3 separate regions of the Mus musculus genome follow, and regions 1 and 3 are each linked to region 2. The links are chromatin loops, found by intact Hi-C in ENCODE. Cell type or tissue: heart. All regions are shown on one strand.

Region 1 (2,500 bases), 49 kb after region 2:
CAGCCAGGTCTACACAGAGAAACCCTGTCTTGAAAAAAACAAAAAAAGAAAGAAAGAAAGAAAGGAAGGAAGGAAGAAAGAAAGAAAGAAAGAAAGAAAGAAAGAAAGAAAGAAAGAAAGAAAGAAAGAAAGAAAGAAAGAAAGAAAGAAAGAAAGGAAAGAAAGGAAAGAAAGAGAGAAAGAGAGAAAGAGAGAAAGAGAGAAAGGAAAGAAAGAAAGAAAGAAAGAAAGAAAGAAAGAAAGAAAGGAAGAAGTGGCTTCTCTCAAGTAGTTTATGATCCCCATGGAGGGCTCATAAGGAAACTTATGTATGCCTGTTCCCCTCCAAGATTAGATTTTTAAGCTCTTTGCCTAATAATTTTTGCAAATAACATGTAGTCAAATGGATAGGTGTGTGTGCCTTGGGAGGATAAGTGCAGCTCTTGGTATAGAATATACATACTTCCACTGATCCCCCATCTTCATAATCCAGGAACCAGAAGTCCACACGTTGGTGCTTATGTCGAGACCTTGGCCCGCCACCTCCTGTTCTTTCTCAAACACCTCAGTGCCTCCCCAGTGTGTTCATGTCCTCACCCCGAGGCAGCCCTCGAGACCAAACACTTAATGGTCACTTTTTTTCTTTTCTTTTCCTTTCTTTTCTCTTCTTTTCCTTTCTTTCAAAGAAAATGCTCTCGTCGCCAAGATTTGTTCATTTGACTGCTTAACCAAACCACATCCCATTTCATTTGTCCCTCCACCCTTAGTAACAAGAGTCCTTGATAATGATCTCAATAGGCCATCTTCAAGACTGTCTTGATTAAAGTAGCTTTCTCCACAGAGAGCTTTTGCATTTGAAGGGGAAAAAAATCCTGCTGTGCAGACCAAGCTTCATGATAGGAGAAAGCTAATGAGACTTTAAAAACATGTGTTTCCTTCCATTTTTTAAAAAAGATGTGTTATTTTTTGCAGCCAGTGTGGAAGCTGACTTAAATACTGTACTGTCGTGCTGCCCAACCATAGCAAGCCCAGGGGCTTTGAAGGGAAGAAGGCAGATATCTTGGCCAAGGTCTCGAAAGAGCAGCCCTTGCAGACGAAGTGACAACATAGGCGAAGCCATTTCAGGGCTCCCTGCCTCCAGCCCTAACAACAACCAAAAATAGTGCCTGTGGATGTGTGAACTGGGTCTTGGCAGCTCATAGCTATGTGTTCTGAAAGGGAAGGAAAAGGGGGGTATTGCAGGGATGTCTCCACACCCATGGGATTCACTTAAAGTGTTTCTGCACTGTGGCCAAGTTCTCTGCTAAAGGGCTCATGGTGTGTGGAAGCCAGCCAGCACCCACCTCCTCAGCAGTCCTTGCTTGCCTTCTACAGACCAGAACACCAGGACAGCAGAGAGAAGCTGTCACTTAGCCACCAGAGCATGTTTCCTCAAAGTGGAGCCTGGAGCCCTCTCAACCAATAAAGGACTCCAATTAGCAAGAACAGTATAGTGGAATCACTTGCTTATCCTATAAGGTACTTCCACATGTTTTGTAGGAAAGTCATTAGCAGTATAGTTTTTGTCTTAGCATGGGAACCCTTCAGTGCAACAAAGACTAAGATCACCAACTGCTATAAGGGTTACGTTGGCTCACGATCTTGGGGTTTTCAGTACAGTATCATTTGGGCCTGTGACAAGACAACCACTCTGGCATGACAGAGCTCTTACCTCCTTGTAAGGATGTAAATAAATGGGAAAGAGAAAGGCCAGAGTTGCACCATCGCTCTCAAGGGTGAGCCAAAGGTTTCCAGCTAGACTCCATGAGAAGCCAGTCTTCTTTAACATTACTTTTTTTTTTTTTTTAAATGAAGTGTTTTGGGCACCAGGGAACATGCATTTGAAATTTTTATTGTGTATCTACCTGGAGACATGGCTCAGAAGTCAAAAGCCTGTACTGATCTTACAGATGCGAGTTCAAATCCTAGCACCTGTGTTGCCTGTAACTCTAGCTCCAGGGGATCCTGCACCTATGGCCTCCTCAGGCGTCCAAATCAATGTGCACTTTCCTACACTAAATCTTCAAAACGTGAACGCATGGGTAGAGGTCGGAGGACAACTTCTGGGAACCAGTTCTTTTGAACATATGTAGTTAGGGGGTGGACTTGTGTGGCAAGCACCTATACCTACTGAACCATCGTGTTGGCTCTGGGTTTTTAATAAAACTAAATAAAAAATAAAGGCAATAATTCATCTGTTGGACTTCTCACCCTAAAAGTGACTTCCTTTAATCTCAAATGGCTGAGAACACTTAAAGAAATGCTCAAAGTTCTTAGCCATCAGGGAAATGGAAATCCATCTTACACCTGTCAGAATGTCTGAGATCAAAACCACAAAAGACAGCTCATGTAGTTGGGGATGTGGAGCAAGGGAACACTCCTCCATTGCTGGTGGGAGTGCAAACTTGTACAACCACCATGGAAATCAATATGGTGGGTCCTCAGGAAATTGGGAATCGATTTACCTCAAGACCCAGCTATA
Region 2 (2,500 bases):
CTCAAGGACCTACACGTGGTATCTCTGGGAATAGAAGCCAAGTTTAAACTAGAGTGTGGTAGATGCACGTCTTTGTGAAACTAACCAATCTTGAACCATCTTTCATCTTATTTGACATGTACTTTAATTTAAATCGAACCCATTTTAAAACTTTTTTAAATTTTTGTTGTTTTTCAAGACAGGGCTTCTCTGTATAGCTCTAGTTGTCCTGGAACTTACTCTGTAGATCAGGCTAGCCTTGAACTCAGAAATCCACCTGCCTCTGCATCCCAAGTGCTGGGATTAAAGGCATGCGCCACCACTGACCGGCCAAATTGAACCCATTTTATTTCTTGTTCTAATCCTGAAATAAAACTTTCACATGGTCTCTTTTTTTCCCTTCCTTCCTTTCCTTCCTTCCTTTCTTCCTTCCTTCTTTCCTTTCCTGAAACAGGGTTTCTCTGTGCAGTTTTGGCTGTCCTGGAACTTGCTCTACAGACTAGGATGGCTGTCCTGGAACTTGCTCTATAGACTAGGATGGCTGTCCTGGAACTTGCTCTATAGACTAGACTGGCTGTCCTGGAACTTGCTCTATAGACGCTGGCCTGCCTCTGTCTCCTGACTGCTGAGATTTAAAGCGTGCACCACCACCAATGCCCGGCTTCACACGAACTTTTAATTTAAGTTATCAGAGCTTCTTAGCTAGCACTGTGGTCATCAAAGGCTAAACTTGGATCCTATCCAAAACAGCAGCTGGAGGGACATCCCCCGCCCCCAGACCCTAGTCCTCTGCCTGGGCTCTTTCAACGCTGTGTATTGTGACTTGCATAGATCTTTTGGCAGTAATTGTTTTTTTGTTTTTGTTTTACTAGAACTTCAGTCATTATTAAAAATGCCACGGAAGCACAGTGAGGATGCCCTTGACACACATTCTATTTTCTGGGAAAAGATTGCTACTAAAGTAATTGAGCTGGGAAGCTGAGATAAATTGCTCTCTGCGGGTTCCGCAGTGGTTCAAAGTACCGCAGTTGACTGGAATAATCATTCTAAGCAGTTTTCCTTCCTTCCGCCAGTTTGCAAGATAACTACAATCCTAGCACAGCATTCACCGGTTATTTGCAAGCTAGATGTGAGGCAAACACAGCTGGAATGAATCTGAATCCTAACCAAAGGTGCACCCCATTTCCGGAGGAAAATTCTGGAGACTCCCTCAGGGTCCAGCAAGGAAGCATTTATTTGGCGCAGCGCTCCCAGCGCCCGCAGCTGGCTGGAGCCGGTGGTGACATCACGAGCCCGGGCAGGCCACGTGACCCACGGCTTCTCCTCCCCCCTGCCTCCTAGCGTCGCCGCGGTCTTCGAGCCCAGTGTCCCGTCGCAGCGGCCACTCGGAGCTCTCGGTACAGTGCAGAGCCAAGGGTCGGGCGAGCGGTCCGAGGGTCGGGGCGGCCAAGGAGAGGGGCAGGAGCAGCGGACCCAAGACGAAGCGAGCGACGCTCTCACAAACTTCCACGAGCGCCGGAGCTATGAAGATGGTCGCTCCCTGGACTCGGTTCTACTCCCACAGCTGCTGTTTGTGCTGCCATGTCCGCACCGGCACCATCCTGCTGGGCGTCTGGTACCTGGTGAGCGCGCCCTGGCGTCGAGGGAGCCCCCGGGGTCCCCACGCGCGCCGCTCACCCCGCGCCACTAAGTCGCTTCTAGGTCGGCGTCGGTCTGGGGGCCGCCCGCGATCATCCGCCTAAAGTTGTATTATTAGAAAGTTAATTCTCGGGGAGAGCCGGGCTGCAGTGGCGGGGGCATGTGGGGCCGGGCGGGGGGGGGTGGGGCACCGGGCCCTGCGAGGTGCGGGCCGGGCATGTTCACCCCCGGGACGCACCACGGCTACACAGCGTTCGCCCTCGCGAGTTCGCGTCCGAGCAGAAACGGTTGGGAAATTCTTGTTCCTCTCGAGAGGATTTTCCTGCGTACGCCTGTTTAAAGCTCTTACACAGGGAAGGTACCCAAGTGTGCCTGTGTTCCAGTTGGCTTGGAGAAGCCATCTTAACAACCACTCAGGTTCCTGCCCGAGGACAGGTGATCCCTCTGAATAGGCACGGCGGGCAAATTTAGTTTTCTTTAAAAATGGCCTTCAGGTTGGCGCTCACATTTGTGTCAAGAACAAACATGTGATTCTCTGGGGCAGCGAGTTAGCTTGATGGATTCTTGCCCTGTGGCGCTGGCTGCCCTTGGTTGGTGGTTGGCAGCCTTGGACTGAGTCGGATTCCTCAATATTTTGGATTTTGTGACATCATTTTAGAGAGATCCGAGCTACTTGCTGCAGAACAACGAAATGTAGTTGAAAGTGGTAGTTAAGTGGCATATAAAACTTTTTAGTTAGAACATATTCTTAGCTCCCTTTGATAGTTTAAAAAGATATTCAGTATTGAATTGTAAACTGCCTTGTGCCATTTTAAACAATGCATTCCCCTTCCACGTGATGTTACAGTTCTATTTATAGTCTCAAGTTTTCTTTAGTTGGGTC
Region 3 (2,500 bases), 160 kb before region 2:
TGGGTCAAAATACATGAATAGGTTTTTAGTTTGTATTTACTTCAGCTGCTTACATGCTAATTAACATTTAATTATAGACACTGTTTCCTTACCGCAAAGTCAAAATACAAATAGTAGGGTAGTCCTCAAGCATTTTTAAAATTAAGAAGGGAAGAAGCGCCTCAGCTCTTTATTTTTGGTGCTAGGAATCGACGCCAGAGCCTTGCATATGTTCAGTAAGCATGTTCTATTGCTGAGCGACATTCCCCAACCCACCTAGTTTCCTTCTAATGCTACATTTGACTGTTGGACAACACAAGCATTCAAAAATTGCAATTCTTTTGGGGTTGTATAAAAGCTTAAAATAATATGCTTCTCTTGCATATAAATACAGTCTAAGGGCTTCCTCTCAATATTTCCTATTAAGGCTACAAATCAGTAGAAAAATAATAGTGCCTCCCACGGGTTTGCCGACTTTTTAAATCTGGAGCCTGACAACAGACAGCAGGAGTGAACGACAGAACAGACGCAAACGTTGGCAAACGTTAATATGCTAGTCCGCCCCGAAGAAATACTCGGATGTGAATTACACGTGCTCGCTGCCTCAGAGTCCACCGAGCTCCCTCTGGAAGCATCCAACTGGCCCCTGACCTAGGGAGAAAAAGCCGGTCCACTGCACCACCACTGCAGGAAAGAGAGCGGAAAGCCTGCTCATACTCCGATGGGTTTGGCCGCCTTGCTCGTGCGCAGGCCTCACACCTGAATCCCTCTCAGCATCCAGAAAGCCCGAGCCTGAAGGAGTTCCACCGTCAGATTTCTAGCTCCCGCTTCGCAAGCTCCGAGTCGCCCCAAGCCTCCAAACCCACACAGCTCAAGGAGACCCCACTCCAAGACTAGAGTCCGCCCGGCCCCGCCCATCGCCCCATGTGACGCATGCCCCGCCCACAGCCTCCACGTGACCCGACCGGCCTCCGCGCGCAGCGTGGATCGCGGCCGGAGCCGCCATTGTTCCGCCGGGGGAGGACAGCGGGTCCTGGCGCTGGCGCCCCGACGCCGCTTAGCGGCCGCCTCTGGAGACACTCTGTCCCCGCCGCCCCGTGTCCTCCTGGTGGCGGCGGCGTGAGGCCGGCTGCGGAGACTGGGAACCTTTGGCTCTCCCCGTGGCGGCGGCGGCCCTCTATCCCCTACTCCGGCGTGAGGGTTGGCCGCGATGCGCTCGGCCTGAGGTGTCGCGGCCCTGTCGCCTCCCACGACTGTTCCAGCGGCGGCTCCGCTCCCCGGCGTCATCCCGCGAGTCTCTCTGACGGGAGGGAAGATGGCTGCACGAAGCTGGCAGGACGAGCTGGCCCAGCAGGCCGAGGAGGGCTCTGCCCGGCTGCGGGAGTTGCTCTCGGTCGGCCTAGGTTTTCTGCGCACGGAGTTGGGCCTCGACCTGGGGCTAGAGCCGAAGCGGTACCCGGGCTGGGTGATCCTGGTGGGCACCGGCGCTCTCGGGCTGCTCCTGCTCTTCCTTCTAGGTTACGGCTGGGCCGCGGCTTGCGCCGGCGCCCGCAAGAAGCGAAGGAGCCCGCCCCGCAAACGGGAGGAGGCGGCCCCGCCGACTCCGGCCCCCGACGACCTAGCCCAGCTGAAGAATCTCAGAAGCGAGGAGCAAAAGAAGAAGAACCGGAAGAAGCTTCCTGAAAAGCCCAAAGTGAGTAGTGGCGAGGAGCCCGGTGGTCAAGGGAAGCGAGAGCTCAGGTCGAGGTGGTAGGTGAACACGTTCCTTGAGAAGGGGGAAGTCGGAAAGTGTAAGAACCAGTAGGAAAGTCGCGTTTTCCTGAATGGAAATTAACTCCAGGGGTAGGTATAAATAAAAGTGACCAAACTTACAGCCATCATATGAGAACCTTGGTTTCCCCAAAAGCAGATCCTTCCTAGAGGCCTGTGAAAGAAAGTAGGCTGCATGTGGAGGTTAATGGGACCTTACAGTGACGTTGGGAAGTTCTGAAAAGACTGCCCGGTAGAGAGAGATGTCTATCTCAAGCCACGTTGAGACCTGAGACCGTCACGGAAGATAGGGGTGACCTAAAAACTGGCTTAAAGAGGATTACAGGTGTTCAGATCAAGCCATACTCATCTTAGTTGGAAATGTTAAAGGGAAATGGTTACCCTGTCTTATCCTGGTGAGTGTGGCCATTGGGTTGCTGGTACAGGAACTGGGCAAAAGGGAGCTGGCGATCTAATACGCCTTCGGGATATATGGCCCCGAGAAAAACATAAGGCAAGTACAGCAAAGTAGTCTATAGTACAGTCAAAGGATGTGGAAGACTTTTTTGTTTTTTAATAAAGCATAAAGAGGTGACAGATTAAAATGCTGAAGAAGGTTGAGAGGAGATTTCAAGCCGCAGTTTGCTGGACCACATGTGGAAATGCGAAAGCTATTCCATTTTTGTTAGGCCTTAGTGTTTTACTTCTGTATCCTGTGTTGTGATTTCTCTGTAATATTTTGTTCTGTGTATATTTGTTGGAGAGATCTTGT

The links. A loop is a pair of places that touch in the nucleus more often than their neighbours do. Peaks named below come from ENCODE experiments on the same cell type or tissue, not always from the same donor. Only the 100,000 strongest peaks of a DNase experiment are listed, where the experiment ranks them.
Region 1: a loop joins it to region 2, with 2.1 times the contacts of the local background. A loop is called at or near these places in 4 of 42 quality-filtered maps.
Region 3: it touches region 2 in a loop (5-fold over the local background); 6 of 42 quality-filtered maps call a loop at or near these places.

What each region holds. Positions count from the first base shown.
Region 1 is chr15:34,286,150-34,288,649 of GRCm38, forward strand. No RefSeq gene overlaps it. Among named protein-coding and RNA genes, the nearest start is that of Matn2, 19 kb to the right of the region's middle. In heart, no CTCF peak of the experiment used is centred here; a DNase peak (open chromatin) is centred at 1,292.
Region 2 is chr15:34,236,822-34,239,321 of GRCm38, forward strand. It overlaps Laptm4b (lysosomal-associated protein transmembrane 4B), which reads left to right and starts at 1,205. Exons shown (of 7, transcript NM_033521.3): 1 at 1,205-1,601. The coding sequence starts at 1,503. In heart, a CTCF peak has its summit at 1,230; DNase peaks (open chromatin) are centred at 740, 1,260 and 2,060; H3K4me3 peaks cover 2,108 bases; H3K27ac peaks cover 1,851 bases.
Region 3 is chr15:34,081,742-34,084,241 of GRCm38, forward strand. Gm41291 reads right to left here and starts at 1,485. Exons shown (of 1, transcript XM_011245387.3): 1 at 1-1,485. The coding sequence starts at 1,266. The coding sequence ends at 733. Mtdh (metadherin) reads left to right here and starts at 978. Exons shown (of 12, transcript NM_026002.5): 1 at 978-1,672. The coding sequence starts at 1,295. In heart, a CTCF peak has its summit at 1,071 (motif pointing right); a DNase peak (open chromatin) is centred at 950; H3K4me3 peaks cover 2,500 bases; H3K27ac peaks cover 2,401 bases.